Regions from separate parts of the Homo sapiens genome. Here region 2 is linked to region 1. Evidence: chromatin loops called from intact Hi-C (ENCODE). Cell type or tissue: tibial artery. All regions are shown on one strand.

The links. Peaks named below come from ENCODE experiments on the same cell type or tissue, not always from the same donor. Only the 100,000 strongest peaks of a DNase experiment are listed, where the experiment ranks them.
Region 2: a loop joins it to region 1, with 3 times the contacts of the local background. A loop is called at or near these places in 2 of 110 quality-filtered maps.

Annotation. Positions count from the first base shown.
Region 1 is chr11:2,775,994-2,783,993 of GRCh38, forward strand. KCNQ1 (potassium voltage-gated channel subfamily Q member 1) reads left to right here. Exons shown (of 16, transcript NM_000218.3): 13 at 1-61; 14 at 993-1,039; 15 at 1,983-2,044. Among named protein-coding and RNA genes, the nearest start is that of KCNQ1OT1, 80 kb to the left of the region's middle. In tibial artery, a CTCF peak has its summit at 3,350; DNase peaks (open chromatin) are centred at 2,648, 2,928, 3,218, 3,878 and 6 weaker places; H3K4me3 peaks cover 1,009 bases; H3K27ac peaks cover 2,869 bases.
Region 2 is chr11:2,310,533-2,318,532 of GRCh38, forward strand. It overlaps TSPAN32 (tetraspanin 32), which reads left to right. Exons shown (of 10, transcript NM_139022.3): 5 at 3,122-3,223; 6 at 3,953-4,039; 7 at 5,697-5,780; 8 at 6,044-6,135; 9 at 6,812-6,993; 10 at 7,331-7,672. The coding sequence ends at 7,392. LOC124902612 (a long non-coding RNA gene) reads right to left here and starts at 3,955. Exons shown (of 2, transcript XR_007062552.1): 1 at 3,858-3,955; 2 at 1,933-3,271. RefSeq lists an enhancer at 2,026-2,631. In tibial artery, no CTCF peak of the experiment used is centred here; no DNase peak of the experiment used is centred here; H3K4me3 peaks cover 1,087 bases; H3K27ac peaks cover 4,105 bases.

The DNA.
Region 1 (8,000 bases):
TTGAGCAGTACTCGCAGGGCCACCTCAACCTCATGGTGCGCATCAAGGAGCTGCAGAGGAGGTGGGCACGGCCAAACGGCAGCGGGGAGGGTGCCCAGGTCCTGCCCAGCCCGGCCCCAGCTGCATGATCAGCGGTGCCGGAGGAGGGAGGGGCTGAGACCCTGAGTTCTTGCCTCTCAACCACCCCCTTCTCCTCACCACCCCCAGCCCTGCAGAGGGAGGGCAGCTGGCCACGGCCACGGTTCACAGCCAGCCCACCAGGCAGCTCTACCTTGTTCCCCGCCCGGATCTGAGATGATGGGGGAATTGGGGTAGGGGAGGCGCGTAGGGGAGGCAAACACCCGCCTCCGTCCCTGCTCAGGTAGCAACACCAGCTTCACACTCCCCACAACTTCAGGACACTCGGCAGCCAGCCCACCCGCCTTCCCTGTCACCTCTGAGCAAGGGGCCAGGCCCAGCCCTGGGAAGACACTGCCTGGTGCCAGGCCCCACCGCACGGGTCTCCCCCAGACTGGCCTGGAGCTGGAGACCCTGACTGTGGGGAGCTAATGTGTTCCCATGGAGCTAGCACCATCCTCCCGGGCCTGCACAGACTCAGAGCAGCTGTGCCTCCGAGATGGGCTCGCCTGGGAACTAGCTCCGTGTGTTACAGGGCATGGCTGGGAGCCCGTGTCCATCCTGGCCACAGGCGAGGGGTCAGGCTGCCTTGCCCATGGCTGATCCACTGCCTCCCACTCCTACCCCCAGGGAGGAAGTCTGAGAGGCAGCCCACCGACTCCCCCTTTCCGAGATCCCTGCTCAGCCCCCTCGGGAGCATGGCCCTCTGGGGGGTTGGGAGTGACCTGGCAGGCCTTAGGGTCGGGGGTGTCCCCAGAGTGGGTGGACAGTCCACTGTCTTGCCGGGCACGTCAAGCTGTCTGTCCCACAGACGACAGTGCATCTGCGCAGTGCCAGGGCCAGGTGTGAACTGGTGTCTGTGTCCTTCTCTCCAGGCTGGACCAGTCCATTGGGAAGCCCTCACTGTTCATCTCCGTCTCAGGTGGGTTTCTGTGTCAGTTACTCTGGGCCCAGCAGCCTGCAATGGACTCTCCCGCACCTCTGCCCTCCTGGCTCTCCCCATGATGTCAGAATGGGCCATTGCACCTCCAAAGTGCATGACATGAAATGAAAGCCAGGGAGTAAGGGGAGGTAGACCCCACCCTTAGCAAAGTGGCTCCAAAGTACATTTTACAAAGGAATATTCAGGTTTCATAAGAACCTACCTGGGTCCCTTTAAATTCCAGGGCGTTGAGGTTAGGCTCTAGGTGTGGAAACATGAACCCAGGGCAACTTTGCAGAAGGGGGTGATCCTGGGGTGGGGTTTGGGTGGGGTGAGCTGCCAGCCCAGAATTCAAGAGACTATGGGTGGGGGCCTTGCAGGGCTCAAGTTGAGAGGGACAGAAGCACCTGGCTGCAGCCTGGGGGCTGGTTTTCTGGCTCCTTGACCAAATTCCTTGGGTCCCCTGGACACGGGGCTGTGAGTCATTCCGGGGAATGACAGGGAAAAGGCACATTCCCTGGGGTTTCCCTAGCCCAGATGCAAACAGCAGCCACGGCTCATAGTGTGGGCTGGTGTAACGGAGCAGCGGAATGGCTGTGCCCCCAGCCTGGAGTCAGGCCTGTGTCGCCCTGGGAGTGGAATGGCATGGGCTTGCACAGCTGGCAGTGTGGCCAGCTTAGGCAGCCCCCTAGGGCTCTCAGAGGTCAGAGGTGGAGAGCGTGGAGCAGGATGGAGCCCAGGTCCCCAGCTGCAGCCATGCCCGGCCACCGTACCACCCCTGGTATTTTTGTCATAGCATGCTTTTTAAAAATGTCCTAGTAGGTTTAGGCATTTTGACTCTCAGCTACCTCCCCCAGCCCTACCACCCCACTTCCCAAGCCCAGCTGGGGTCCCCGGCCCACCCCAGCACTTGGCCCTGATTTGGGTGTTTTATCCCCCATAGAAAAGAGCAAGGATCGCGGCAGCAACACGATCGGCGCCCGCCTGAACCGAGTAGAAGACAAGGTAGGCTCACGCGCCGGCCTGCGGTGGTTCTGGTTAGCGTCCTGGGGCCAGCAGGCACCTCCCTGTGGTCTGCGTGTGAACGTGAAGCTCCTGCAGGCCTCCCCACCTTCCCGCCAGTGCCTACTGCAGCCTGCCCAGCAACTCCCAAGAGGGGCCCAGGCCCACTGCCCACCTGGCGGGGCATTGGTCCCCCATGGAAGGAGCCAGGCCAGGCTGGTTTCTCATCCTCTGACAAGTGGCGTCTTTACTGGCAGGTGGCACCAAGTGCCCCCTCCCCCCAGCTCTTTCCCGCTGCCTCTCGTAGTCTGCTTTGTGCTCTGCGAGCCTCCTGGCTGTGTCCTGAGTGGAGGGTGGCAGAAGCTGGCCTCACATCCCAGCCTTCTCCTGGGCCCAGCTGTCTGGGGCCTCCACTTGGGGCCGGCCGAGGGCTCAGGGAGGTGCAGGGCCCAGCTGGGATGGGTTCATGGGAAGAGAGGCATCTTCTGTTCACCCCGAACCCACCAGGCCCCCACTCCCCACCAGGCTCTGTGCCCATCACTCGGTCCCTCAGGCCGGAGCCTCTCCCCCAGGCACCCTGGGAGCTGCCGGGGGATCTGGGCGGTGGGAGGGCCTTTCTCGGGCCCATGGCTGAGCCCACCACTGCCCTTTGAAGTCTCTGTGGTTTGAAGCGGGCTGTTATCTTGCCGAACAGCAAGTCCGTCTACATGGACTTTATCTGAAAGTAGCTGAGAGGCTAAAAATAGAGGAGTTTCAGTTGGGCAGGGAGTGCGTCTGCCGCCCGGTTTCCCTGGCAACGCCTGGCTCTGGCCTGCTTCCATCTCGGCTGCAGCCGGGCAGGCGGGGCAGGCACAGCCCGGCCCAGGCTCCTGCTCCTGCCCCACCCGTCCTGGCCCCCAGGACCTGCAGCGTCACCCTCTCCCCACCTGGCACCATCTGCCCATGGCCTGGGGCGGCCGTGGGGCCCTGAGACCAGCAAATTGGGTCATGCAGAAAGAGCGAAGGCTGGTGTTCAGGTGCCTGGCCCCATGGGGCTGTGTGACCACAGTACCCTGAGTCCCATGGGCCTGGCCACCCTCTGTCAGCACAGACCTGAGCAGGGCTGGTGCAGACCTTTGCCAGGCAGATGGCCCAGTGGGAGATAGCGCCCATCTGGCAGGACAGGAAGCAAGACCCGGGAGAGGTCAGCTCACAGGATTGGCAAGCTCAGAGGCCCAGAAGCCTTGGCCTCTCTGCTGCCCGGGGAACACGGTGTTTCCCTGGCTTTCTCTTTGCGCAAGGGCTGGGTGACTCCTGGCTGGCACACCCAGTACAGCAGGGCCGGGTACCCTGTGTTGTTGGCATGGCCAGGAGTTTCTAGACATCAAGGAAAGCCGTGGTAGAGACAGGGAGTGGCACCCAGTTCCCCAGCCTCCACTCCTGCTTCCATCTCGGCTGCAGCCAGGCAGGCGGGGCGTGAACATCCCTGACGTGCAGGAGTGTCGGTGGCCCTTTCTGGACAGCACAGGCTGGGGACAGCCCCCGCCTTTCCCCGCCACTCCCTGCCAAGCTCTGGTTCCATTGCCTACACTACTGTCCCAGACCTTTCTTACGGCTCTGCCCCTGCTCCATGGGACAGGCCACCCTCTAAGCCCAGACCTGGAGTCTGGCATCCTGCGGGGGTGATGGTGGGTGGCAGACAGGGCCTCCTGAAGTGCAATGGCCCCTTCCTGACGTGCACAGCAGCCGTCCAGCAGCCTGCTGGGGCCTGGGAACAAGGACACAGTCCTCAGTCAGCCAAGGTCGGTGTGGGGGCCTGCAGAGGGGCCAGCGCTGGCCTTGAAGGCACAAAATTATGCACCCAATTTCTTCACATCTGAGCAACAAAGGGAAGCATTTTCCGGAGTCCCTGATCCCTAGGGCAAGGTTTAAGAACAAGGCTGGGGCCACATCCTGGTGCCCTGTCAGGCTCTGAGCCGGGGCCACGAGGATTCTGGTAGATTCTGCATGCACAGCCCTGGTGGGCCCTGGCTCCCTGCCATTACATTCGAGTCCTCTGCCTGGGGTCTCTGAGGTGGTGAGTGGCACCCACAGTCGACACTAAATCTCAGCCCCGCTGAGGGGTCTACCTGGAACCTGGCTGCCCATCAAGGAGTTGACAGAGCTGTGCTGACCTAGGTGGGTAGGTGGTAGCCTACCCGGTCCTTGCCCTGCCACTGACTGGTGCACCCCTCAGGGACAGACCCTAGGAAAGGGCCTGGCTGGGCCTGGAGGGCTTGGTGGCACAGCCTGGCTCGAGTTTTCTCCGTTATCAGTGCAGCCATCGGGACCGTAAATACCCCAAGCGCAATCCTGCTGACTTCGGGAAGTAGGGGCAGGAAATCCAGCAGCCGCCCGGCCCTCGGAGGCCCAGCAGGCGTGCAGCGGTGCCAATGCCCGCCGGCCCTGCCAACCCCAGCCAGAGCCCCTGGCCTTCCCTACCAGCACCCTCCCCCACCTCATCCCGCTGGTCTGGCTGCCTGCCGGAAGGGAGTCAAGGCCCCAGCCTCCAACTGTTTTCTCAGCTCAGCTCAGCCCCTCAGCTGGGCTGTGCAGTGAGTCCCACCCCAGGCCAGCTTGCCTAGCCATAGGATGAGAGGTCTCCGGGATGCACAGCTGGCTGGCACCCCTCCAGGGAGGCCTAGAGTGTCCCCCTGCAGGGAGTTCACCAGTGCAGGCCAGCTGAGCTTGTTCAGGGCTGCCTCAGTTTCCCTGGCAGGGAGCCCTCTTCTTCCTTGGTGTCCTGGCCAGGGACCCACATTGGAGAGAGGGGTCTGGGGGTCTCCCTTCTCGTCACAGTCCTGCGGGCTCGTCAAAACTCTTGCTTGACAGTGCAGTGTCTGCTCCAACACAGACCTCCCAACTACCTTGCAGGACGTCCCCATTCCAGGGATCCCTTCCACCCCTGTGCCTGTCCTGGTGGCTTAGGTTCTGCCTCACTCCAGGGTGTGGAGAGCAGAAACCCACCCACACCCGCAGATCCAGGGGCCTCCTCACAGCGAGTCTACTTCCTGCGGGCCTCCCTCCCCTGTCAAATGAGAGGGTTTGACTCCTGCTTGTGTCCTTAGGGTCAAAAGTCACAAAAGCTGCCTCATGCCCTTTCTGTTTTCATCTTAGATTATTGTCTTCTTTATCCTGGAGAGGACTCTTATTTGCTCAAATGCCCACATAAATCCTCTTTTACAGATGGGGAAACCGAGGCTCAGAGAGGCTGAGTGGTCGCCTGAGGTCACACAGCTAGTTAGGTGAAGAGCTGGTCCCAAGGAGGACACAGACAGGGGTGGGAGATGAGGTAGAGAGAGCAAGGAGGGGTTTCATATCACCCAAAGTCCGTATGGAGAGGCTGAGGAGGGTTGAGGCCAGGGGCAGGCTGGGGGCACCAGCAGCAGGGCCCAGGGCCTTCAGTGTGGGCCAGGGACCAATGCAGGCGGTCGGGAGAGGTCCGGAGAGAGCTGGCCCTGCCCACTCCCCCTCTGGCCCCACTGGGCTTCCTGAAGTCCCACACAGGGCTGGCAGTCTGTGTGGGGGCTGCATACCCCAGACATTCTGAGGAATCGATGGCAGAGGCCGCTCCAGCCCTCCTCCCCCAGCAAGTATTCTTAGCTTGGTCTCCAGGACCTGCCACACTGTTTACGTTGGGCCCTGTTTATTTTGCAAGCTAAGCTCATACTGCTTTTGCTGATATGAGGAGCACAGTGGGCTGGGAGAGTTTCTTTCTTCTCTGTTTTTGCCGGAAATGTTCATGGCTGAGAGCCGGACACAGGGGAGTCCTGGGTTTCCATGCCGCAGTTCAGAAAGCGTTGGGCGGGAAGGGGCCCCCACCACCTGACACTCCTTTCACTGCCTCCGGTCGCAGAATCCAGGCCTCCAGGATGAGAATGCCCCCCAACCCAGGACTCCCAAAACCACACCCTGCCCATGCCTTTACCAAGCTTCGTGCATGACCCCAACCTCCAGGATGCAGGCAGGCCCAGCCTCCCAGAATTGGGTGTTTGCCCCCAGACACTGCTACCCTTTCCCTCATTCCAGTGTGACTCCTCCATCAACCAGGCCACAAGCTGGACCCCAAGGCTTTTTTGTCTTGGGCAGTTCCCCGAGCTGCACCCCCAGAGCCGCCGTGCTGCTGTTCATCCTCTCCCTTTAGCCCAACCCCTGCTGAGTTCAGGCCTTTATCATCTCTTACTTGGATTATTTTTCCAGCCATATATGCGGTCTCCGGCCTCTCCTCACACCCACCAATCCTTCACATTGTATATTATTTCTTAAACACTGCTGAAATCTCACTTACTAATATTTAATATATCAGAATTTTTGTGCCAGTATTTATGTGTGAGATACATACATGACATAATTTTCCTGTCTTGTATGGTCTTCATCAGGCTTTGGTGTCAAATGTATGTGAGCCTCACAGACTAACTTAAGAAGTGTTCCCTCTTTTCCTATATTGGGATATTTTGTATAAGATTAGAATTTTATTTTCCTCAAATGTTTGGTGGAATTTAAAGGTAAAGACATCTAGGCCTGGTGTTTTCTTTGTGGGAAGATTCATCATTCCTGATTCAATCGCTCTAATAATTATGGACTGTTCAGGTTTTCTATTTCTTCTTGTATCAGTTTTGATAAGTTATATATTCTAGGAATTTATACATTTCATTTTAGTTTCCATGTTCATTGGCATTTATTATAATTTTAATGTCCGTCCATTAGCATTTAGTCCCATTTTTTATTCTCAATATTATTTATTTGTGCCTTCACTGTTTTCCCCCTTAGTGGTCAAACTTGACACTATTCCCCTGTCTTATTAAATGTTTCGTGGACTTCTGGCTTTGCTGATCCTCTCTATTGTGATTTTGTTTTGTTTCATTCACTTCTGTTTATTTTATTCCTTCTATTTACTTGGCCTTAATATACTGTTCTTTCTCTAACCTCTCTAAATTAAGAAGAGGATAATTCTTAATTTTCAGGCTTCCTAAATTTCCTTTTCGTTTTAATTTTTCTAACCACTGTCAATCTCATGGCTTTCTAAATTTTTAAGGTATGCATTTAAGGTTATAAATTTTTCCTTTAAATATCATCCAAACTACATCTCCCACATTTTGATATATGGCATTTAATTTTAATCTTCATTCACTTTAGTATTTTTCTAATCTCCATTATGATCTCTTGTTTATCCTAGGAGTTCTGTAGCAATGTGGTTTTTGTCATTGTTATAATTGTAGCACAGCTTTCTCATAATGTTGCCCTCTTGTCAGAGAAAGCAATCCATATGATATTAATCCTTTAGAATGTTTTGAAATATGATTTACGGCAAAAATGTGGTCAATTTTTGTAAATGTGCCTTCTGTACTTGAAAACAAGGTATATTCTGACATTGTTGGGTGCAGTGTTATGTTCATATCCACTGGAACAAGCTTGTTAGTTGGTCTGTTCAAATCTTCTATATTCTCATTGGAATGTTTTTATCTGCTTGATCTATTATTACTGAGAAGGCATAGGGCAAATTTCTGTTTAACTTTCTAAGAAACTTCTAAACTGTTTCCAAAGGATTTATACCATTTTGCTTTCTCACCAGTAAAGTATAAAGGTTCCACTTTCTCCACAGCCTTGCAAATACATGGTCTTTTCTATTTTAGCCCTTTTAGTGAGTATGTAATGGTATCTCATTGTGGTTTTGATTTGCATTTCCCTAATGACTAATGATGTTGAGCCACTTTTCATGTGCTTATTAGCCATTCATAGTCTTCTTTGGTGAAATGTTTATTCAACTCTCTTGCCCATTTTCTAATTAAGTAGTCTGTTCTATTATTGAGTTGCAAGGGTTTTTTATATGTTCTGGATACAAGTCCTTTATCAGATCTATGACTTGCAAATATTTTCTCCCATTCTGTGGCTGTCTTTTCATTTCCTTAATCACATCTTTTAAATCACAAAAGTTTTTAAT
Region 2 (8,000 bases), 470 kb before region 1:
TCCCAGTGGGTCTTGACTTCTGGCATCATCTGTGTCAGGCCTGGTGGCCATGGAGGTGGCCTGGGTGAAGGAGCTCTGAATATGAAGTCAGTGTCCTTGGGCCGCCCTTGGGCAAGCCACTTTAACTTCCTGGGCCTCAGTTTCCTTTTCTGTGAAGGGAGCACCAAGATCCAGGGGCTGCATGGGTGGGAATGGCCAGGTGTGTGCAAAGACTCTTCCTCCTCACCTGCGTGCCTCCTGCCGTGCCCCGTTGCCCAGGCTGGTCCTCCAGGACGTGGGACTTGCTCGAAGCTGTCCTGGGTGTGGATGGAGTGGCTTTGGTGCCAGGGCCCGGGCCCTGAGCAGGAGGGGCGGCTGCACATCCCGTCTCCTGCCCTCCACCCTCAGGGCCCACCAGAGCCGAATGGGCTTCAACCTTGGGCTCCCTGTCCAACAAAGTCCTGCTGGCAGCCTAGACAGTGGCAAAGGCCAAAGGCCCCAAGCTGTTGGCACCGGAAACGTCGAGGTGAGAGCCGGGGGCCCAGAGCCCAGCCCGGCCCATTCACCCATTCCCCCTGTCCCTCCCCACAGGGCCACTGAGGTGTCCTGAACACAGGGTCAGGGTGACTCATGTGGTGCCCCTGCGGATGGGAAGGCAGAGGACAGAGGAGGGAAGGGACCAGCCACATGCCCTTGGTGGTGCCCTGTGGCCACAGACCCGGGCCCAGAGCTGAAAGTGGGGTGCCCCTCCACCTCCCCAACTCTTGCCCCAGGGAGTCCTGGCTGCCACTTCCCTGGGATGCTCATGCGGGCAGGAGGCGTGGACCGGGCTTCAGGGATGAATGTGGAGCTTGAGGGCTATTAATTACGTTCTCCTCGAGGGCTGAGAGCCACTTTGCCTTAACCCTCCCCCTGTGCCCTGACGAGTCTGCTTCGGGAATAATTCATGCTCAAATTAAGTACAGCAGTGTGGGGTGCAGCCTCGTCCTCACAGTCTGCCCCACCCTGGAGCCACTACCCTCCCTGGATCCTCCAGCCGCCGAGTGGGCTCAGGCCAGAGCCAGCTCTGTACCTGTGGGGCTGGTCCACAGGCCTCCTGCAGCTCCTGGTCCCCACCTGCCGTTCAGGACCTGTCTGTACCTTCCTGAGCACTTTCAGCAGACACAGGATGGGGTCGCCAAGCCCAGGCAGACACCAGGGAAGATCTGGTCATGGGGAAAAGCCCCCGGGCACCGGAAGACGGAGCTTAGTGCGTTGATACCTGTCAGGCAGCACCTTCCCCCAGGTGTCCTGAGAAACACAGGCCCCAGGCTCCTTCAGAGCCCCCAGAGCCTGGAATGGAGACAGACGGTGAAGCATCACCTAGGAGCCCAGGCCCCGTGGAGAGCAGCCGGCCCGGCCTCCAGGGCCCTCCAGGGCCAGACAACCGGCTTTGGGGTAGGAGGCCTACCTCGCTGAGCTCTGCTTCCCCAGTCGTGGGGAGAGCTGCTTGGCAGAGCCAGGCAGGGCAGGAAGAGCCAGGCAGGGCAGGCAGGGCAGGCAGGGCAGGCAGAGCCAGGCAGGGCAGGCAGAGCAGGCCCCTCAGCCACTAGCAGGAGTTGTCACTCTCGCCCATGCTGTGGTAATAATGACACCTTGCTCACAGCCTCAGAGGCACCTTTGTCCTCCTTGGGCCATGGCAGGCGCCTGACAATGGGAACAGTCATTGGAGTTGGGAGGGAAGCAGGAGGGGAGGTCCGAGCCAACCCCCGGGCCCACTCCGCTGGGCCTCCAGTCCTCACCAGGACCTCCACCCACGAGGACACAATGGCCAGGCCAGACTCCACCCCCATTTCACACTCACAGACGCTGAGGCTGAACAAGGCCCCCGCCCTGGCCGACAGTGGTGTGGCCAGCTTGGTGCCTGCCCGCCCCTGGGCACTGCGGGGAGGACAAGGCTGGCTGAGTCGGGGATGACTCACGGAGAGTGGTCTGACTTTTATTAGCATCAATGGGAGGGATGCATTAGGGTCAGGAGCCAAGTTTGGCCTGGAAAGTCCATCTGACTCCTGTTGGGGCCTCCAGGCTTGGGCAGGGCTGACCGAGAGCCTCCACTGCCCACTGCCCGCCCAGTTGGCCGCTGTCAGGGCCTGCCACGGGGGCTGGGCCCCAGTGCAATGAGGACCGCCGTAAGCCACCCTTCCTTTCTGGAGGGCAGGTGTGAGTGGCTAGAGCGGGCCTGGGGCTTCCATCCTCCCCCAGCCCTTTGGGGCAGCTGCTGAGCACCCCCTTCATGTGTCTTGACTGTCAGCATGGCATTTGGGGGAGAACTGAGGGCCTCTGAGGCAGGAAGGAGACATCAGAGGGCAGGGACCTCAAAGAGGGCCTCGCCCTGTGCCAGGAGACCAGCGACTCCTGGAGCAGTCACAGAAGCCTTCCTGTAGGAGGCGAGATTCCAGTTTGTCTTTGAAGGAGTAACTTGGCAGGGGAGAGCATCTTGCTTAGGAGGGTGGAGACATGAGGTCCAGGTGTTGGTGAGGTGTGGAGCGCAGGCAGCACATCCAGCCAGGCCCCGTCACCTTCCACCTTCTTCACCCCCTGCCCCACAGTGGCCTCGTCCACCCAGATCTGGCCTCAGGTGCCCAAGGCTTCTCTGGTCAAAAGCCTTACCCGGAGCCCAGCTGCCCGGGCTTCCAGAAGGCAGCCGGGTGATTCTTGGGAAAGATCTAGAATCCCCAAGCTTTCTGGGAGCTGAGGTCCTGGCACAGGGTCTCTCAAGCCTTTTCCACCAGGCCCAGCCCCATCCCCCATTTCCGGGTCAACAGTAGCGTGCTGGAAACTTCTGTGGGCCAACCTTGTAAGACCACAGCGGAGGCGGACGCAGAGCTTGGCCTCTGCTTTATCCTGCGGGACCCTCTGGGGGCAGGAGGGCCACTCTGACGGCCATTGTGTGAAGGCCCCATCGTTGATGTTGGGAAGCACTGTGACTGGCTGCCCAGGGACCCAGGTTCCGCTTTGGGGAGATCCACCTGCTACAAGGAGGGCAGTGCTGGGACGTCACTCAGCACTAAGGGCCCACTAGCGTTTGGGATGTCGTGGGGAGGGGGCTGTGTCCCCGGATCTCCCACCAGGGCCAGGACCTCCCTGTGGTCTCTCGGTGCAGGTGGAGGACGCCATGCTGGACACCTACGACCTGGTATATGAGCAGGCGATGAAAGGTACGTCCCACGTCCGGCGGCAGGAGCTGGCGGCCATCCAGGACGTGGTGAGCGTGGGGACGGCTGGGTGGCAGGGCGGTCAGCTTCTGCTTGGACTGCAGTTCAGAGAACAGGCGCAGGGTGGCCAGTGAGAGGTCTGGCCAGGCACCGAGGGGGTTCCAGGACACAGGCCAGAGTTGCCCCTCAGGGCTGGGGGCAAAAAGCTCCCACCCTCTGTCTGCCCAGGACAAGGCCGCCTACCAGATTCTCGAGGCCCAGTGCAAAACGAGAGGGCAGGGCCCTGTATTCAGAAACACTGAAGGATTTCAAGAGCATTAAAGCAAATACGGGGCCGAACATAGTGGCTCACACCTGTAATCCCAGCACTTTGGGAGGAGGTTGAGGCAGGTGAATTGCTTGAGCCCAGGAGTTCGAGACCAGCCTGAGCAACATAGGGAGACCTTGTCTCTACTTTAAAAAAAAAAAAAAAAGAAAAGAAAAAATAAAAGCACATACAGCGCACAGGCCCTGTGAACAGGGCGGGGAAGCTGCCTGGCTCCAGCAGGTGTTCTGTCACCAGCAGGCAGGCAGCGCAGCTTGAGAGAGCTCCCCTTACCAGGGCCCGGCTGTGCAATGGCTGGAGCCCCAGCAGAAGCAGCTGCAATACCAGTAGCCCCAGCCCTGGCCTGCAGGGAACCCCACCTGGATACTTGTGGTGCCTCAGTTTCCCCATATGTGCTGCCCGCCTCCTGGGGTCTCGGGAGCACATCACCACTCCCTCCCTTCTGTTCCTGTAGTTTCTGTGCTGTGGGAAGAAGTCTCCTTTCAGCCGTCTGGGGAGCACAGAGGCTGACCTGTGTCAGGGAGAGGAGGCGGCGAGAGAGGTGAGGGGGGGACCTGGATGCTGGCCAGGCAAGACCCTCGGGGGCTGGACACCCTGGGGCCCAACCCCAAGACCCAGGGCCATCCTCCCACCCCACCCCTTGGCCTCCCCAGACCCTTGGGAACTGCCGCTGAAGGGCTCAGGGAAGGTTCTGATGTGATCGGAGGCTAGTTAGGGTTCATGGTACGCCAAGCCCATTGGGTGGCCAGGCTGGGCTCAAGACATAAACACAGGCCCCTTTGCCCAGCTGGACGCAGGCCCCATGCGCCATTCACTCCTTCAAGCCAGTTCCAGCCTGGGGACTTCCCAAGGCCAGCTAAGTCCACAGAAGCCTCTTGGAGTGCACCCATGAGGGCTCTGTGCCAAGGGCTGCAGGGCTGGTGTGGTGGGCTCTGTCTAGGGGGAAGGGTGCAGGCGTCCTGGGGGGCATCAGAAGGAGTTGAAGGGCACTCAGAGGAGAAGAAGTAGGCCAGGGTGTGGCCAGGGCTTCAGCAACAACAGAGCGGGGCCCGAGGCCAGGAAGCCTTTCCTCCCCAGGGCCCTGGGAGAGACTGGGCCCTCCTCTCTTTCTCCTGGTGCCCGGCAGCCCTCCCCCAGCCCACCCTGCCCCCTCCCTGCTCCCCTCCCCGCTCCCCTCCCCTACTGTCCTGGAAACAAACCCACCCTATCTCACAGTGGGAGGCACCTGGCGACCCTCCAAGAAACAGAGGGGAGGAGAGCAAATGGCTGGAGGCCTGGTGAGGGGTGGAGCCACAGCCAAGGCTCTGAGGGCAGAAGGGCTGGCGCTGAGGATGGTGCTGGGGAGGGACCAGCGGCATTGGGGGCAGGGCTAACAGTCAGGACCCCTGTGCCACCCAAGGAGAGACTGAAAAGGCCCCCGACTGAAAAGCAGGAGCGAGGGCCTGCCTCGAGCACCCTTGGGATGGCAGGGCCATGGGCCCGACTGCAAAGCCTCCTGGGGAGCCGGAAGAGCCAGCACAGGCGGCAGGCACGGAGCCACCCAGATGGGCTGGCATGGGCGGGAGGGAGGCAGACCTGCCTGCGGGGGACAGGAGGGTGAGCCCTGAGACCCTGCGGAGGCCTCCACAGGCCGCCCCAGTTGCCATCATCTCCAGGGTTCAGAGACAGGCCTGCCACCTCCCTTTTCTGAAAAGATGCCTCTGGGTGCCATGCCCTGGGGTGGCACTGGAAGCCTGGGATGGAACCAGGAAGCTGGGACTGTGCGGGGACCCCCCTCACACCCCTCCACCAGCTGGCTTCCTGCCCTCCCTGTTAGCCATCACCCTCTGGTCACCAAGGTGCTGTGCCCGGCCCTGGGCTGGATGCTGGGAACCCAGAGTGAATTCGAAGTGGCCCGGCCCAGGGGAGCCAACGTGTGGCCCAACATGGACGCTCAGGACAGCTGGGAGACGGCACCGGCCGGGCCCAGGGCAGTGCCAGAGTGCCCACAGAGGCCAGCCCTGTCCCACTGGGCTTCACCTGCTCGTGCTGCCTTTCCCTAGAGCCCTGGGGGCTTCCTAGGAATGTGCCGCACCCGCCGCCCTGCTGCCCTGGCATTGGCCTAGGTGGGCGCTGCAGCTCCATGGCCCCACAGAGGCCGCTTGTCCAGGCAGGGAGGGCCGCTCAGGGCGGGTACCATGCCTGCTGCCCTCTCACAGGACTGCCTTCAGGGCATCCGGAGCTTCCTGAGGACACACCAGCAGGTCGCCTCCAGCCTGACCAGCATCGGCCTGGCCCTCACGGTACCCTCTCGCCTCCCTCACTGCCCCTTCCCACCTCCTGCCCCTCAGCCTGCCCAGCCCCCGACTCAGATGGAAGGGTGACCCGGGACAGGATCTCTGGTCTTGAGCCTCACTGGCTGCCAACCTCAGGGAGCTGCTCTGGTGTGACAGGGCCTGCCTCCTACAGCTGGGCCGCCCCCTTACACTGCAGAGTCCTGATGCTTCCTGGGGAGGGGCGCCCGCACCCTGGGGCAGTGGGGCAGCCGCGGGTGTCTCCCTCCCAGGTGTCCGCCTTGCTCTTCAGCTCCTTCCTGTGGTTTGCCATCCGCTGTGGCTGCAGCTTGGACCGCAAGGGCAAATACACCCTGACCCCACGGTAGGGCCCCCTGCCTGCCCCCACACCCTCTGGAAGGGTCCTCCAGCTCTGCTCGAGAGGCATCTGCTCTGCCAGCTGCTAGGAGGGAGCCCCGGGACCAAGCCCCAGGCTGACACTGTAGAGGAAACGCTTTGGGGGTGGCTGAGCACCAGGGTGGGGTGGGAGACCTGGAGAGTTTCCAGACCCAATGCACCGCACCCCATGGCCCACATGGGGACCCCCCTTTGCTTACCCCCAGGCCTTACCAAGACCTGGAGATGGATGCTTCTGGGCCTCCAGGTTATAGCCCCAGGCCAGGATCTCTGTGCTTGAATACCCCAGAGCTCCTCATGCTTAGGGGGCAGGGAGGGTCCAACCCACAGCCAGGCAGCTCTTCCTGCCCCCACGGAGCCTGGCCCGTCTCTGCCTGCCATGCCCATTAACCCACCCACTTGCTCTTCCTGGCCATCCAAGCCCTCATCCCTGGGTCCTCTGCATTCTACAATAGCCTCACAGTCCCGTCTAGAACATTCTGCAACAGCCTCACAGTCCCCCTAGAACATTCCACAGCAGCTCCATAATCCCCTCCAGAACATTCTGCAACAGCCCCATGATCCCCTCTAGAACATTCCACAATAGCCTCACAGGTCCCCTGTAGAACATTCCACCACAGCCCCATGATCCCCTTGCTCCTCAGAGCATGTGGCCGCCAGCCCCAGGAGCCCAGCCTCTTGAGATGCTCCCAGGGTGGACCCACACATTGTCTCCACTCCGAAGCAGTTGCTATTGGTCCAAGAGGATGCTCGGGTAGTCTTCGGTGGCTGCAGGAGAGCGATGCTGCGCCTCTGCCCCTCTCCTGCCACCTGGCTGCCCACAGAGGTGAAGACGCCCCTGCTGTCAGCCCTCATGGGATCCCTGAGGGGAGGGTCCGAGCTGTGAGGAGGGAAGGGAGTGAAGGCCCAGCCAGAGAGCCAGGCTCCATTGGGAACAGATGCAAGGGTAAGGGGTAGCTCACCAAATCCCTCCATGGGAACGGGCTGGGAGCAAGCACAAAGGAAACCACACTGGAGGCAGCAGCCCAGGGCAGACTGCAAGACACTGGTGGCCCACGGCCTGGAGGGCTCCACCCAGACACAAGCTGCACTGGTTTTCTATGCTGCGTAAGAAGCAGCATGGATGTAAGGACTGCAAGCAGTGCCCATTTATGATCTCGCAGCTCTCCAGGGCAGAAGTCGCGGTGGGCTCAGTGGGTGCCCTGAGCGGGGTCTCTCAGACTGACGTCAGGCCTTGGTGGGCTGCACTCTCACCTGGAGGCTCCGGGGAAGCATCTGCCTCCAGGACCATTCAGGCTGTTGACAAGTCAACTCCTCATGGCTGTAGGACTGAGGTTCCCAAGTCCTTGTCCCTGGTCCTGTGGTCCCTCCACCTTCAAACCAGCAATGGTGCATTGAGCAAATTGTGGTCAAATATACATCACATCAAATTTACCATCTTAACCATTGTTAAGTGTATGGTTTGTGGCATTAAATACATTCACATTGTTGTGCAACCATCACCACCATCTATCTCCAGAACTTTCCATCTTCTCAAGCTGAACCTCTGTCCCCAGTAAACACCAACTCCCATTCTCTGCCCCGGTCCCTGGCACCCACCATCCACTTTTCGTCTCTATGGATTCAGCTGCTCCAGGAACCTCATATGTGTGGGGTCACACAGGATTCATCCTTTTGTGTCTGGTTTATGTCACTTACTGTTATGTCCATAAGGTCCATCCGTGTTGTAGCCTGTGTCAGAATTCTTGAAAGAGAAATCTTATCAGCTTTCCCATCATCTCACAGCCACATGGTCCGTGATTAAGGCAGGACATTTAGTGGGAAGCGTGGAGC